Linked DNA regions of Homo sapiens: region 1 is linked to region 2. Evidence: chromatin loops called from intact Hi-C (ENCODE). Cell type or tissue: PC-3. All regions are shown on one strand. Each heading gives the region's core, and the rest is flanking DNA. Links, peaks and the distances in the headings are about the cores only. Region 1 holds the start of LINC01561 (long intergenic non-protein coding RNA 1561). Region 2 overlaps WDR11-DT (WDR11 divergent transcript).

Region 1 (8,335 bases), core at 162-8,161, 240 kb after region 2:
CATGGTCAGAAACCGCTCAGCTGGTTTTGAAACCGTTCCCCAAAAAACTTTATAAAACTGATTAAAGGAAAAAAGAAAAAATTCAACTAGACTAGCAACACAATCAGCAGAAATCACTAAGCCAGCTTGCCCTTTGGCCCACTTCCTTGTAGCCGGTCGCTGCTCACAACCCCAGAATAAGGTAGCCCTCCTCACAAGGCTCTTTGTTCTACGGATAAAATCTAAGCGTTTCCCCTTTAGATTCTGCAAACTGACAAAACTATCCATCCCCCTCCTCTGAAGGGCCCACTAAGCAGCTGACTCCTGGAAGACACAGTTTCCACATCCTGATAATTTCACTCCTTTACCGGACCAATCGATGACCCCGTATTTACCCCGTATTTTCCAGCCCCTCATCCTCCACAATCCCCTTAAAAACTCTTGCCCAGAACTCCTCAGCAAACAGATTTGAAGCTGGGAATTCCTCCCGTTTTCTTGTTCAGCGGCCTTGCAATTATTAAACTCTTTCTCTGCCGCAAACCCTGCTGTCTGAGTATTGGCCTATTGCTGCACAGTGGGCTGGTGAACCCGGCAGTTTAGCAACAGTTTGATGTGCAAAAGAGAGAGAGTCCAGATGAAAATATACAGTGATGTGGATGGATGAATCTTAAATGAGAAAAAAATCCAAACCCAAGGACAACATCTTGTATGATTGTATTTATATGACATCCTAGAAAAGGCAAAAATCAGACAGCAGAAAGCAGACCTAGGGCTGCCTGGGGCCAGGGATGAAGAGCAAAGAAGCAAAAGCAGCTTTGAGGATGAGGGAAGTGCCTTCTATCTTGGTGGTTACACAGTTATGTATTAGTCAGCGTTCTTTAGAGGGACAGAAGCTGAGGGGCAAGGAAAACCAATCCAAGTCCCAAAACTGAAGAACCTGGAGTCTGATGTTCGAGGGCAGGAGGCACCCAGCACAGGAGAAAGATGCAGGCTGGGAGGCTAGGCCAGTCTTGCCTTTTCATGTTTTTCTGCCTGCTTTATATTTGCTGGCAGCTGATTAGATGCTGCCCACCCAGATTAAGGGTGGGTCTGCCTTTCCCAGCCAACTGACTCAAATGTTAAACTCCTTTGGCAACACCCTCATAGACACGCCCAGGATCAATACTTTGCATCCTTCAATCCAATCAAGTTGGCACTCAGTATTAACCATCGCATATGTCATCCTAGAAAAGGCAAAAATCAGACAGCAGAAAACAGATCTAGGGCTGCCTGGGTCCAGGGATGGAGAGCAAAGGAGCAAAAGGCAGCTTTGAGGATGAGGGAACTGCCTTCGGTCTTGGTGGTTACATAGTTATTATGTACAAGGATCACAATTCAAACACCGTACACTTAAAACAAGTGAAAACTGTTCTCTGAAAACAGTGCCTTAATAAAAAAGGAACACACACATACACACTTGGGCTGCAGTGGAAAATGGATTTGGGGGAAGTGAATGTGGCACTGATGGGTGGGAGACATCCCAGCAGCTCAGGTGAGCAGGGGTGACAACAGGGGTGGACTACGGTGGCCACAGTGAGCTGGGGGGTGTGGTTAGGTGTGGAGTCCACTTTGAAGGTAGGAGCCAGAGGGGTTGCTGATGGATTAGAAGAAGAGAATCAAGAAAAGGACCAATCAAGGCAGGTCCCTAGGGTTGAGGTTTAAGCAGGTGAGTTGATAGTGGTCCCAGAATGCACAATACACTGTGAAATACCAACCAAACATAAAGAAATGTCATCATTTCCCGAGATCCCTCTTTCCAGGATAGAGCATACCCCAAGAACAGCCTGGTAAAACTGTCTCTTCTACATTGTGTCCAGCAGGCAGAACAGAGGGCAGAAGCTCCCACACCAGGTGAGCCTGAGATCCATGTGGGTGAGTGCTCATTACAGAGTCCCAGTTCTGATCCCCAGAGTCTAACTCAGTAGCTCTGGGGTGGTATCTGGGTCTCGATAATCCCATGAATGAGGACACCATGGCACCTGTGCGCGAGCAACCTGAGAACTCAACTTTGAGAACACAGCCTCTGGAAGAAAGGGAATAACACGCCCCTGCCACCCGCCACACACAGCCCACAGTTGGCCCTGGGTCAGACACAGGTTATGTCTTAACCTTGTATAGAGAAAAAACCTTAGACAAATTCAATTTAACAGAGTTTAACCGAGCAAAGAATGATTTGTGAATCAGGCAGCCCCAAGAATCACAGCAGATGCACAGACGCTCTAACGCAGCCACGTGATGGTAGAAGACTTATGGACAAAAATACGAAAGTGACGTCCAGAAAAGGGAAGTGGGGTACAGAAACAGCCGATTAGTTACAGCTCTCGGTGTTTGCCTTATTTGAACGTGGTTTGAACAGTTGGCTGCCTGTGATTGGCTGAACTCTGATTGGCAAAAGAGCAGGTGATAGTCTGCTTACGCATTCAGTTAGGTTACAGTTCACTATGCATGTAGAAACTTTTAGGCTGAACTTAAAATATGTATGGAGGCAGCTTTAGGCTAAATGTAATTTAACAACCTGAAGCCACTGGGTGGGGATGCTTTGGATCCTGATGCCACTTGGCAGCGGCCTAGTTTGCTGAGTCACTTCCCCCAACTAGCAGCTCAGGTCACTGCTGAGGACACAGGCTCACCTATCCATCAAGAGATGGGCTCCCACCCAAGGGGGCCACCAGGGGGTGGTCCTGAGCTGAGGCTGCAGCCAAGCCCTCCCAGTCCAGCCTATACTTCAGGCTCCCAGAAAATCCCACTCTAGGCTGGGAGTGTGCAGAGGTTGGAAATGGGGTTGGGGAGTCCAGGCTGGCAGGGTGGTCAGGAGAGTGAAGTGGACCCCTCAGGGTGCCCCGAGGCAGGATCTCAGCCTCTTCCTTGGGGGACTGCTGAGATGGCAGTTGTGCTGGGGTTGGGAGGGAGTGCCACCTCTGTGGGCACCAGCACAGAGCAGGGGGAGAAGGGAGCTGGCTGCACAGCAGGCTCACAGAGGAAACGCATGCTGCAAGTCCCGGACTGCAGAAACTCTCATCATCCAGAGTCCCTAAGTCCTTCCATCCTCTCTGTTTCCTGAAATTCAGGGGTTCTGGGCAGAGGAAGCAGAAGCAAGCCGGCCTTCAGTCTCCATCTCTGAGTGCCCTCCTGAGCCTTCACCTATGGCAGCTGCCTCCCCCTCTTCCCAGAGCCGGCCTCGGGCTGGCCTCAGGCTTCTGCAGCATCCTAGGGCTTCCCTCTGCCCCCATGGATCCCACATTCACTGGCCACCTGTGCACCTCGATGTCCACTAGGGCCCAGCACCTATGCTCCCACCTGCTCCCACCTCCCCACAAGGTTGGTGACCTGGAGGCTGGGAGGCCCATAGACAGGGTGCTCAGCTGCAGCCTAGAAAGCTCTCAGCTGGCTCTCCTGACCCCCAGCTTAGATCTTCAGCTTGGGCTGCTGCTCTCCCAGCTCCCACTTCTCCCCAAATCTCCATCCCCCTTGTGACTTTCCAGGTTCAAGCTTCCCGTTTACGTTCCCAGTTCCATTCTGCCTGCACATGCCTGTCCTTGGAACATGTTTCTGGAACAATAATCTAGTAATGAGATTCCAACAGACTACAAAACATGAAGAAGGAGACACAAGGAAGGAACAAGGCTCTTTTCTGTTTCTTAATGTTCATTTATTCAACAAATACTAATTGAGCCTCTATTGTGTGCCAGGTTCCATTCTAATGCTGGAGACACAGACAACACAAAACAGATGTCCCCTACTCAAGGGGCACATGGCACACAGGGAATAGATGCCTCATTACATCTGTTTAAGAAACAACATAGCCACTGCAGAGATTCACAGCAGGCTGAACACGTGTTTATCTCCACTCCTCTTGCATCCACTAAAATGATAGTAAAGTTGTAGACCACCCATAAGGACAAAGGAAATCGGAGACGGTAGAAGAGAGATTGATTTCAGCAATGTTTTGAAGATAAAAATCTAGATGGACAACAACTTCAGCCATCTTTCTCTGCTCTGACAAGGGCCTGCACGGGGAGCACGCAGCTTTGGGCTGCAGAAGTCCATCTGGAAAGGCTTGGAAACTGACCACCCCAGGCAGGAAGAACAACCAAATTCACTGCAGGCCAGAACTGTGTGTGGTATTAAATGCGCAGGCTCTGCAGAGAGATTGCAGGATTCAAATTCCGGTCGTCTGCTCACTGGCTGTGTGATATAGGTCAAGGTTCTAAACCTCTCTGTCCCTCTTTGTCCTCATCTGTACACAAGGGGCAGCAAAAGTGCCTTTCTCACAGTGCTGTTCTAAGTGCGCCTGAGAACCCGCTGCAAGCACTCGGTGTAGCCCCGGACACAGAGTGAGCACTCAGTAAGGGGCAGCTATTAGCATAGCTATTTCTTCTCTCTCAGCTCAGAGCGTCTCCCAGAGCAGCCAGTCCTCACACCCTGCCCCCAGAATGGAAGAACAGGTGGAAGCTAATACCATCACTGCACAGTATCGTTGGGAAGTTGTATGGCATCCCTTTGTTTGAGTTAATAAAGCTCTTTCCCTCCTTTAGATTAAAAAAAGAAAGAAATGGAATGAACAGCGCTCTGCCTGGCTTCTCCTCCACATCTCTGAGGCGGGTTTCCCCATAGACCTGCAAATCACTCAGCCTCATGCGACCATCATGCCAGGAGGGGCATGAGGTGGCAGCAGTCCAGCCTCTGCATGTCACTGCACAAAGTTGACTCCACAGAGGGGAGTGACACCCACAAGGCCACACGCTGGTGACTTTTGGGGATGGGAATGCAGAGCCCTGAGGCCTCACCTGCAGTCTCCCTGTCCCTCGACGTTGCTTCCCATGTGAAACTGGCCACAATTCAAGGAGACAGGCAGAGCAAAGGGGGTTTTATAACACGTGAGCCTCAGGCCCTATTTTGTCCCAAACCACACTTGTGTCTCCCACTCCTACCCCTCCCCCTCTTGTCACATGGCTCCTTGTCTCGTGGCACCAGGCTCTCCAGAACCCCAGTGTCGGAAGGTGTCCCTCTGAGCATGGAAGATTTTCCACCACGATGGAGCAGCCGGATTCTCAATGGCCAGAGGTGCAGGGAGAGCAGTCAGGCTTGTCCTGAGGAGCAGTGACAAGGCAGATGGCACCACCTTGTGAGAGAGGAGAGCAGCAGGATGCCCCAGTCACAGCGGCATGCAGGTGGCCCCAGCCAGATGGCTTTTCCCAAGTCCAGATTTTCAGGCTGATCTGGACACTCAAGATTCCCAGCTTCTGTGCTGAGGAGTCCTGGCCTGCTCCTGAGCTGGTGAGACCCCAGTTCCCCTGAGAGCCTGCTTCCCAGCTGCTGTCTGGTTTAGGGCCCACAGTTGACCCCTCTGGGAGTCTGTTTGGCAACTCAGAGGATGCTCTGAGCACCTGGGGGAAGAAAGTACTTGCTGGCCTCACCCCTGGGACTCTCCAGGCCATCTGTGCTTTCTCTGCTCCTCCTGGAATCTGAGGGGTTCTGGTCCCAGGAGCTCAGCCTGTCCTCCTGACATTGACACAGGAGACAGCAAAGCTACACCACAGATATACCACAATACAAGCTTCCGCAGAGCCAAAGAAGCAATGGCTCTGCTATTACATAGGCCTCGATGCTGTTGTCTTGCTCTCACAAGCTGTGTGACCTTGGGGAGGTGGCTTGCCTTCTCTGATCCCCAGTTCATCTGTAAAGTGGTGGAAATTGGATGAACGAACCCATTGCACAGAATATCCAGTGCTACTCAAAATCCTGGCACTGAGTTCTTAGGAAGAAGCCTCTGGACAAGGAAGGCCAGGGAGTGTAGAATTCATCTATCAAATATTTTAAACAAAATGGTCAGCATGTGAGAGAGGCTCAAGACACGACTCTTCTGGGAAATGCATTCATGTAGAACAGCCCGTGCCTCACAACACAGTGACAGCTCACATTGACCAATCACAAGAGCTAACATTTATTGAGCACTTACCGTGTACCAAGCCCTGTACTAAGCACTTTCTATACATGCTTTCTTCATTTAATCCTCACAAAAAAACCCATCTTACACATGAGGACACTGAATCTTTGAAAGGTTCGTAATTTGCTCAAGAAAGTATCTGAGCTGGATTTGATCCCAAGCATGGCTGAGTTTGCTCTTGTCCATTATGAGGGTGGAAAATCACTCTATTTTGATGATATTCATCAGATCAACCCCAAAAGGCAGCCCCTGCTTTGCCTTGGGGGTTCACCCTCAAGTTATCAGCAGTGAGTGTGACTTCAAAGATCATTCTTTTCTATTTGTTTTTAGAGACAGGGTCCCTCTCTGTCGCCTAGGGCTCAAGTGTGGTGACATGATCATAGCTCACTGCAGCCTCAAGCTTCTGATCTCAAGTGATCCTCAGAGGTAGCTGGGATTACAGGTGTGCACCACCATGCTCAGCTATTTTTTTTTTAAATTTGTTGTAGAGATGGGGCCTCACTATGTTGTCCAGGCTGGTCTTGAACTCCTGGCCTCAAGTGATCCTCGTGCCTCCACCTCCTAAAGTGCTAGGATTACAATGTGAACCACTGTGCCAGGAAGGGATCTTTCTAGAGCTCCAGGGTGTAGATATGGGGCTGACTGGGAGTCCAGGATAACCAGCTGAAGATTGGAATGTTCTGCAAAGTCTGCTTCAGTCAATGGCAAGTCCAAGTGAAACACAGTTTATATGATCCAGGGAGAGCTATATAAACTACCCACCTTTAGACAATCTCTATTGTGTGTGTGTCTGCATGTGTGTACACACATGTGTGCACATGCGTGCAAGGAGGTATCTGACTCCTCTTTTTAAGGAAGGCTGGGTCCATCATTTCCTGAAACTCCCCTTTCACTGAAGCTCTCTTTGCATACACACTATCCTTGCTGGCTCCTGGAATACAGGTATGAGCACTTTTTGTGCAATTGGTTTCCATGTGAACGAAAACATTCTGCAATCCCTAAGAGGCTCACAAGCCTCTGGGTCTTTTCATGGGTTTTTCTAATTTCACACTTTTCTCCAATAATTCAAGTATCCATCAGCTTAGCTCACCCCCTTCCTTGGATAGATGCAGGTTCTCCCTGCCCCTCTCCTGCTCCCCTTCTTTCAGGAGGCCTCCTAAGGAGTGAGCCCTGGTGTATGGAGGCTTCTCACTCCTTAGCACCCCTAAAGCTGCTTGTCTTGTCCTGGCTTTGGCTCAGATGGGCCTTTTTCTCCCAAATAGCTGGTGCCTGGAGCAACATCTGACTTAGGTTGAATACCCCTCAGACATATTAATGTTTCTAAAAATCAACATAGTGAATTTTGCTGTATTATTAATTCAACCTTCTTATAGGGGGAATCTGGTTCCCTAAGAGGATAAATTGTATCATTACCTACTGGTGGCAGCAGCGATTAGAGGGATTATAATTCAATTAGGGTTTTAATACCTGATTACCATAACAGTGTTGCCAGTGAAATTCTCCTGCTTGTATCAGAATTGCTATTTACTCTTCAGAGATGCTACAGACTGAGTGTTTATGTCTCCTCCCAAATTCATATGTCAAAATCCCAACTTCCAATGTTATGGTATTAAGAGGTGGGGGCCTTTGGGAGGGCATTAGGTCATAAGGGTAGGACTCTAATTAATGGGATTAGTATTCGTATATGAGGGACCCCAAAGAGTTCCCTTGCCCCTGCCACCATGTGAGGACACAGTAAAAAGACAGGGGTCTATGAACCCTGAAGCACACCCTCACCAGACACTAAATCAGCAGGTGCCTTGGTTTTGGACTTCCCAGTCTCCAGAAATGTAAGAAATAAGTTTTTGTTGTTTATAAGCCACCAGTCTATGATAGTCTATTGTAGCAGCCTGAACAGACTAAGACAAGAGAGTTTTAGTGCCAGGTGCTTACTTTATTCATGTCTCAGATACCCCAGGAGCTCTGCAATAATCACAACTATCATGGTCTGATATCTTATTATGTTGTCGCAAAGGTACTTGCTGTTTTGATCATTACTTTTAATGGCAAAACTACAATTACTTTTGCACCAACCTAATACATTCTAAATCACTAAACCATTGTAAAAGGTCCTATAAGGTTGGTGTTATTCCTGTTTTGCAGATGCAGACACTGAGGCTCACGAGTGTGAAGCAGTTTGCTCAAGGTTAAGTGGCAGAGATGTTGGCAGGGCTGCCTGGCCCCATTCTAAGTGGTTCTTTCCTCCGTGCTATCCTTGAAGAGCACTCTGTATGTGGATGAAAGCAGGTGTTTAGCATCACAGTGTATGATGTCCCCAGGGCATCTGTGACTGTGTTCTATGTCAGTCTGGGGATCTTTCCAGGGCAAAAA
Region 2 (8,335 bases), core at 291-8,290:
AAGCAATTGGGGGGTTCTTGCCCCCTAGGAAAGCGGGACTTGCCGCTAAGGGTGAAGGAGAAGGGGTTGAGGGGTACTTGCCCCTGCCCCAGGAAAGCGGGACTTGCCGCTAAGGGTGAAGGACCAAGGCAGGCGTCCCTGCATTGTCTGACACCCTTGAAACGTGGGTATGTAATCAGAGAGGCGTCCCTGCAATGATTAAACACCAAGGGAAGGCTGCCTTCCCAGTCTGTGACTGGCGCCGGAGTTTTGGGTCCACGGATAAAACGTGTCTCTTTTGTCTCTATCAGAAAATGAATTGAAATTAAGAGAAGGGAGAGATTGAAGTGTAGCGCCAAGATTGAAAGGAGAAAGCGGTTGAGGGATAGTGAGGGAGGTTGGAGAAGAGAGTAAAAAGATGCTGCTTACTGGATTTGAAATTGGTGAGATGTTTCTTGGGCTGGTCGGTCTGAGGACCTGAGGTTGTAGGTGGATCTTTCTCACGGAGCAAAGAGCAGGAGGACGGGATTGATCTCCCAAGGGAGGTCCCCCGATCCGAGTCATGGCACCAAATTCCATGTGCGTCGGTGTGAAGAGACCACCAAACAGGCTTTGTGTGAGCAATAAAGCTGTTTATTTCACATGGGTGCAGGTGGGCTAAGTCCGAAAAGAGAGTCAGCGAAGGGAGATAGGGGTGGGGCCGTTTTATAGGATTTGGGAAGGTAATGGAAAATTACAGTCAAAGGGGGTTGTTCTCTGGTGGGTAGGGGTGGATCTCACAAAGTACATTCTCAAGGGTGGGGAGAATTACAAAGAACCTTCTTAAGGGTGGGGGAGACTACAAAGTACCTTCTTAAGGGTGGGGGAGATTACAAAGTACATTGATCAGTTAGAGTGGGGCAGGAACAAATCACAATGGTGGAATGTCATCAGTTAAGGCTGTTTTTACTTCTTTTGTGGATCTTCAGTTACTTTAGGCCATCTGGATGTATACGTGCAAGTCACAGGGGATGCGATGGCCTGGCCTGGGCTCAGAGGCCTGACAGTTAGCTCCTTGATCAACAAAAGGGACAACATATTGGTGATTTTTCATCACAGGTTTTTGTGTCTAGCTTACCATTCTTGTAAAACAGCTTTCTCAAAGGTCACCTCATATCCTCTTAGTTGTTCAAACCAATGATCATGTTTTGGCTTTTAGTTGATCATGTTTTGCTGCAGCTTCCCTCCCCTTCCCTTGTTGTCTTACCTTTCCTTACCCCACACCCTAACCTACTGATGCTTTGGGGGCCACCAGATGTGCCCAAAACCACACATCTAAATTTATCACTCTCTTATTAAAAATCTTTGATGCCTCCCATGAGAAGATTGCTAATTGACTCCCCAAATTCATTCTCTCCTTTTTTTCTTAGGGATAGAACTTGAGTTTATATCTAGGCACCTTGTCCCTCCATTAAATGAGTACATTCCCCCAACTCCCTTTACAACTAGACCCAGCCATGAGACTAAATTTCTGGCCAATAAATGAAAATGGAAGTGTTGCATAGTGACCTCTGAGAAGTCACTTTGCTGTTCTGAGCAATTTCAATAGTTACACCTTACATTATTATTATCTTCAGATATATCTGTCTCAAAGGGGAGGCCAACACATTTTTAAGTAATCATAATATAGGAAAAATTATATATACCATAGTAGACTTAGAGTTCCTCTCATAAAGGAACAAAATCCTAGTCTTCCTTTTGCCCCAATGTCTGGCACCTTTCCTGGCATACAGTTGGTCTTCAACAAATGATTGATGGTGCAGGAGTTCCAAATGCCCACTGAGCATAAGGTCAAACAGGCACAAGGTGACAATCAGGCATCAGCGCAGTAGCTCACAGATGGGGGCAGGCAGCAGGTAACCAGCCCTCTCATCCCCCTGGTAAGAAAAAGCCTCTTGGAGAAAAAGAGATTAATTAGTTTAAATCTGTAAGCTACCTTGAAGATAATGGATGTTGGATATTTAGGCAAGGACAGGCTGGGTTTGGGACAGTAATGTATCTCCCATAATACAAGAGTGTGTAATTAAGTATGTTAATGGATTTTATGTCCTTCTCTGAAGCATCTGTCTTGGCCAGAGTGGAAGACAGAATATTGGACACACTGGACAATTGATCTCTTTAATAGGACAGAACTTATGCTCCTCTTTTATGCCTCAAAAGCTACCATTTCGCCCCATGCCTGATGACATAAACTCCAAAGCCTGGTAATGCGCACTCAGGGCATCCTGCCACTGCTAAATCATTTGCATCCCTAAACTAGGACAACTTTTTTACCCTCTTCTTTTGAAGTCAGTAGAGATAAATGCATGCGAACTTCTGATTCCTATTTTGATTTGGTGGTGGAAACACAAGAAATGGAAGAAGACAGAAATAATATGTAACAGAATAAATGACTTACTTCATAAGTAAACTTTCCAAGTTCACGTAGGTGATGAAGTCAGTAGCTTCCTTTTAAGCACTTGCAAGTTGAATACTGTGATAAACCTTTTACCTGCATCATCTCATTTCATCTGCACAAAGTCACAAAGACTATATTATGACAAATATTTTCACAAGTTCACAGAGTTGCCCAAGTTTATACAGACAATAAAAGGCAGAGCCAGCGTTGGAACCCAGGGGAGTCTGATTCTGAAACGCATGCCTTTAACCACATTGCCTTCCATGTCATGTACTCCACAGCCCAGTTAGAAGAAACTCCAGCTGCCTGGGAAGCGTGAGATTTAAAAAAAAACAACAGCTTCACTAAGACATAATTCACATACCATACAATTCATCCATCTAATATGTATAATTTGCTGTGTTTTGGTATATTCACAGAGTTTAGCAACCATCACCATAATCAATTTCAGGACATTTTATCACTTCTAAAAGAAACCCTGTACCCATTAGCAGTTGCTCACCATTTCCCCTACTTGCCATCCCTCAACTCTAGCAACTGCTCATCTACTTTCTGTCCATATACATTTGCCTGTTCTGGACAGTTCATATGAAGGGAACCATAAAGCATGTAGTATTTTATGCCTGGCTTCTTCCGCTTACCATAACATTTTCAAAATTTGTCCATGTTGTATCATCTATCAGTACTTTATTCCTTTTCACTGCTGAGTAATATTTCATTATATGGATATACCATCTTTTATTTATTCAGTCATCAGCTGATAGGCATTTGGTTTGTTTCTGCTTTCTAGCTATTTCAAATGTGTTGCTATGGACATTCCTGTACATATTTTTTGTGTGAATATATGTTTTCAATTCTCTTGGGTATATACCTAGTAGTACAATTGCTGGCTCATATAAAAACTCTATATTTAACTTTTTGAGGAAACTGCCAGACTGTTTTCCAGAGACTGCACCGTATTGCATTTCTGTTAGCAGTGTGTAAGTATTCCAATCTCTCCAAATCCTGGCCAACACTCATTATTATCTGTCTTCTTTATAATAGCCATCCTGGTGGGTGTGAAGTAGTTCTCGTTGTAGTTTTGATATGCATTCTTCTGATGGCTAATGATGCTGAGCATCTTTTCAAGTGCTTATTGGCCATTTATATCTTCTTTGAATAAATATTCAGATCCTTTGCTTATTTTTATATTGAGGTATCTGTCTTTTCACTATTGAGTTATAAGAGTTCTTCATATATTCTAGAAACAGTCTCTTTTTTTCTTTTTCTTTCTTTTTTTTTTTTTTTAAGACAAGGTCTCACTGTCACCCAGGCTGGAGTGCAGTGGTGTGATCATAGCTCACTGTAGCCTCACACTCCTGGGCTCAAAGGATCCTTCTGCCTCAGCATCCTGAGTAGCTGGGATTACAGGCAGGAGCCATAGTGCCTGTTTGAGTCTCTTGTCAGATATATAATTTGCCAAAATGTTCTCACATTCTGTAGGTGGCAGCATGGACTTTGAGCCACTTAGCTGAGCAACACATTCCCAGTGAGGCAAAGGGCTGTGGTCAAGGTCTTATTTCCAAAACCAAGCACTGGCCTGGATGTGGTCTGATTGTGGTCTGATTGTGGAAAGCAAAGGGAAAACAACTCTGACAATGAGAATTGTGTATCTAAGCACAAGGTGCATTACTCCCAGGAAAAATTGGATGAGTCAAAGGGAAAATTTTCTTTTATATATGTTTCATTATTTGTGTAGCTTTTATTTGCATTTCTGTTTTATTTTATGTGAAATGGCAAGATAATGAGCAACTTGAGGCACACTGGTGACAGTCCTACATGGTATCTTCTAGCACCACGGGCTTCTCTGTGCACAAGTCCATAAAATCCATGCATTCTGTGTGTTTCTTTAAAGGCTTTCAAATGCCCTTCTATTGCTAATGCCAGATATCATTTGTTGAGCATTTAACCATGTGCTAGGAGATGAGCTAAGGACTTTCTATGTGAGCTAAGCCTGTTTCACTTCTTAACCCCTCACACTGGATTTTATTCTAGCGCTGGAGAGTCATGGAAGGTTAGCATTAGTAACAGGAGGGTGTTTGTTGGGACTTTGGGCAGATTACTTGACCTCATTAAGCCTCCTTTTCTCCTTCTGTTATTTGTGGGGAGGAGAGTAACTATTCCTGGATGATGAAAAACACTAAATTAGATAACATATTAAAAGAGCTCAAAACAGCACCTAGCTTCCTATAGTACCTTATTATTTGCTGACAGTGCTGGAGCATGAATCTAGCCTCCTATTTTCTTTCTTTCTTTTTTGAGACAGGGTCTCACTCTGTCACCCAGGCTGGAGTGCATTGGCATGGTCTTGGCTCACTACAACCTCTGCCTCCTGGGTTCAAGTGATTCTCGTGTCTCAGCCTCCTGAGTAGCTGGGATTACAGGCATGAGCCACGAAGCCTATTTTTTCGTATTTTTGGTAGAGACAGGTTTCACCATGTTGGCCAGGCCAGTCTCAATCTCCTGGCCTCAAGTGATCAGCCCGCCTCGGCCTCTCAAAGTGCTAGAATTACAGGTGTGAGCCACTCTGCCCGGCTGAGGCCTCCTATTTTCAATAACAACACTAACCCATCTAAGCTATACCATCTTGAATCTGAAGAGCGATATTTATATTTTCTCTTTAAGGAGTGGCTTGCAGGAGAAGAAATAATAAGGATTTGGGTAAAGATGGAGTTGAATTTGCTGCATGAGTCACCAGGACACCACAACTGCAGCCAGTTTTCTCTTTTTAAAAAAAGTTGCTGTATTATTCTTTATGTTTCCAAAGAGTAGGATGAGATTGTCCTGAGGCACTTTCAGGATAGGTGAGGGCTCTATGAACCCCTGCTTTGGCTGTTGCTGGTACCCAGGCCTCTCAATTCAGTCGGTCCACACTCAAGGCTGTTTTAGGGCAGACTTTGTTTTTTTTTGTTGTTGTTGTTGTTTTTCTGAGATGGAGTCTCGCTCTGTCGCCCAGGCTGGAGTGTGGTGGCGTGAACTCTGCTCACTGCAAGCTCCACCTCCCGGGTTCGCGCCATTCTCCTGCCTCAGCCTCCCGAGTAGCTGGGACTACAGGTGCCCACCACCACGCCCGGCTAATTTTTTGTATTTTTAGTAGAGACTGGGTTTCACCGTGTTAGTTAGGATGGTCTCCATCTCCTGACCTCGTGATCCGCCCGCCTTGGCCTCCCAAAGTGCTGGGATTACAGATGTGAGCCACCGCGCCCGAGGGCAGACTTTGATTTACAGGTTGGTCTTACTCTAAGTGAAAATGCAAGTATGACACACAGAGATTCAAAAAACCAGTGGTAAATAGTCTTAGACTAGCTCTAGAACTAAAACAAGAGCTTTAGGGGGTCATAACATGAATGCATCATGCAGCATTTGGAAAATTACTGCTGAGATTGACCTAGAGGAGGGGTTAACTCCACTCTTTTTAAAGGATCAGGCTGTCTTCACACTCAGTGAAAGACTCAGCTGTTTGAGCTGCCAGGCGTGCCCCACCCAGTGCTCTCCAAGAGCTGTGGGCCAGGACGACCACTCTGCAAGTCACAGACGCTTACTTAGGCAGATGCTGCTCAGGGCTTGCCTCTGGTGACTGCAGGAGTTAAGTTTTAAAGGAGGGGGGCTACAACTTGTGTACCTTTCAGTATGATGTTGCCTCCAGTTTCCTCCTGGTTTGACCTGCACCGAGCCTCCCTTTCCAGTCCTGGTCTCGACTCAGAACTCTTTCCTAGTGCTTGGCTGTTCCAACTCCCACCAACTCTAGCATCAAAATGTGCCAAGACCTTTACTGCATTTGTTAGATTATTTTCCTTATAACATTGGTACTTTAAATCAGCTAATCCTGTATTATTTAACCCAAAGCATTTGAATTTCCAGCGAACCTTATTTTGTCAGCCTTATTTTGGGTATCACCAACCCCATTTTGTAAATGAAGGAACTCAGCCTTAGAAAGATTAAGTGACTTGCTCACGATCACATAGCTAGCTGAGGACAGAAACGAACCTTGGCCAGGTTTTCTCACTTCCAAGCCAGGGCTCTGTCCAGGATATAAAGCTGCTTCATGTGAGATTTAGGAGTGTTTGTGACGTTCTCATGGGGGTTGAATAGGGACCAGGAGTGCATACTTTGCACAGCAAGACATTTTAAAGAAACATCACCCAGTAACATGGAAGACAAAGTCACCAGCAGAGTGGGTGACTGGCTGAGTAGGGAGAGCACTAAACTGACAGCTCAGATCCGGCATCGACTTTTCTCCTTAAACACGTTCCACTCACTCCTTACTTTGTTGTGGATAATCATCAGTCCTATGTATTATTTGACTACCTTCATTATTAATCTCTTTTTATGTCTCTACATATTATGGGTGATAATCACAGTACAATGGATTAGTCACTGCACTTTATGACATGGTGATTAAGGTTTTTTAGACTGTAGCATGTTTCTGAGAAGAGCAGTCATGATAAAATGCATTTATCCTGAGCAGGCTGTGTTGGGGATATGCTCTTCTAACACCCTTGGTACAAGGAGAGGCAGCTGGGTATTGCTGGAAACAGTGAGGGCTTTGCAGTTTTAGGCAGATAGACAGACAGGAGTCCTACCCTATCTCTGCCACCTCCTAGCTCTGTAACTTTAGGAAAGTTTAGAGGATAAAAATAATACATAATGGTACTTCATAATCATTAAATGAAGTCATATAGGTAAGGTACCAAGATTAAGTCACTAATTGTTACATTGTAGTTAATATAATGTAGAGGGAGAAACACCAGGTGAGGCGCTAGGTGATTTGGGTGCCAGACCCAGGGGGTCCATCACTTGCTGTGTGCTCTTAGAAAAGCAACCTTGCCTTGCTGAGCTTCAATTTCCTCACCTGAACAATGGAGCTAATAGTAACCCACCTGGGAAAGTTGTTGTGATGATTAAATGAGGTCACATATGTAACAGAGGCAGGGGGCAGGCGCTCAGTCAGTGCTTTTACTGTGGTCATGAGGACAGAGCCCAGCCCTGAACTCCAGGTCATTTTGCTAAACCTCTGGCCTGCTCTCTGTATGAGGCCTGAGCCCTGCTCCCTCAGCCATGAGTGGATCCCAGCATGTCTCATTCCTGGGACTACATAGATTCTGTCAATGTGTGTTTTTCCAGTGATTGGCTGTTTTTAAAGAAAAAATGAGCTACAGGACTTTCTTATTTGATTTCTTCATCAGAGTTTTGTTAGTCCAAATAAACAATGTCTGAACATTGTGCTCATGGAAGAGCATTTCATACATTACATTAAACTAACAAGGTTGTGTCTGGTGTGTGATCATGATTTCTGGAGGAAAAAATAATTCTATTGATTTATCATTCTTAACAAGCTGAACCTTGGTGGAAATAGTTTGTGAGATGCTTTAACAAGTTTAAGGATTTCATAATTTTAGCTGGTCTTTCTCAGAATCCTCCAATTGTTGCAATTAAAAATAAATGCCAGTTTACCACTGTTTCTTTGGATCTCTGAGTATCATACTTGTGTTTCTACTCAGGATAATATTAACTTGTAAATCAGAGTCTTCTCTAAAACAGCCTTGAGTGTTGATGTGGTTTGGGTGTTTGTCCCCTCCAAATCTCTTGTTGAAATGTGATCCTCAGTGTTGGGGGAGAGGCCAGGTGGGAAGTGTTTGGATCGTGGGGGTGGATCCTTTGTGAATGGCTTGGTGCTCTCCCGGTGGTCATGAGTTCTCCTTCTATTAGTTCAGGGGAGAGCTGGTTGTTTAAAAATCCTGCCACCTCCTCCCTTTTGTCTCTTACTCCCCTTCTCTTACTCCCCCTCTCGCCATGTGACACACTGCTCTCCTTCACCTTCTGCCATGATTGTAAGTTCCTGAGGCTCTCACCAAAAGCCAAGCAGACATTGGTGCCATG

What was found. A loop is a pair of places that touch in the nucleus more often than their neighbours do. Peaks named below come from ENCODE experiments on the same cell type or tissue, not always from the same donor. Only the 100,000 strongest peaks of a DNase experiment are listed, where the experiment ranks them.
Region 1: a loop joins it to region 2, with 11 times the contacts of the local background. A loop is called at or near these places in 1 of 110 quality-filtered maps.

What each region holds. Positions count from the first base shown.
Region 1 is chr10:120,595,432-120,603,766 of GRCh38, reverse strand. It overlaps LINC01561 (long intergenic non-protein coding RNA 1561), which reads right to left and starts at 5,818. Exons shown (of 1, transcript NR_103717.1): 1 at 3,644-5,818. In PC-3, for the core only: CTCF peaks have their summits at 2,680 (motif pointing right) and 5,158 (motif pointing left); a DNase peak (open chromatin) is centred at 2,586; H3K27ac peaks cover 1,644 bases.
Region 2 is chr10:120,837,621-120,845,955 of GRCh38, reverse strand. The region is part of intron 1 of WDR11-DT (WDR11 divergent transcript); the gene reads left to right. Among named protein-coding and RNA genes, the nearest start is that of WDR11-DT, 9.4 kb to the left of the region's middle. In PC-3, for the core only: a CTCF peak has its summit at 3,908 (motif pointing right); a DNase peak (open chromatin) is centred at 4,015; H3K4me3 peaks cover 413 bases; H3K27ac peaks cover 3,702 bases.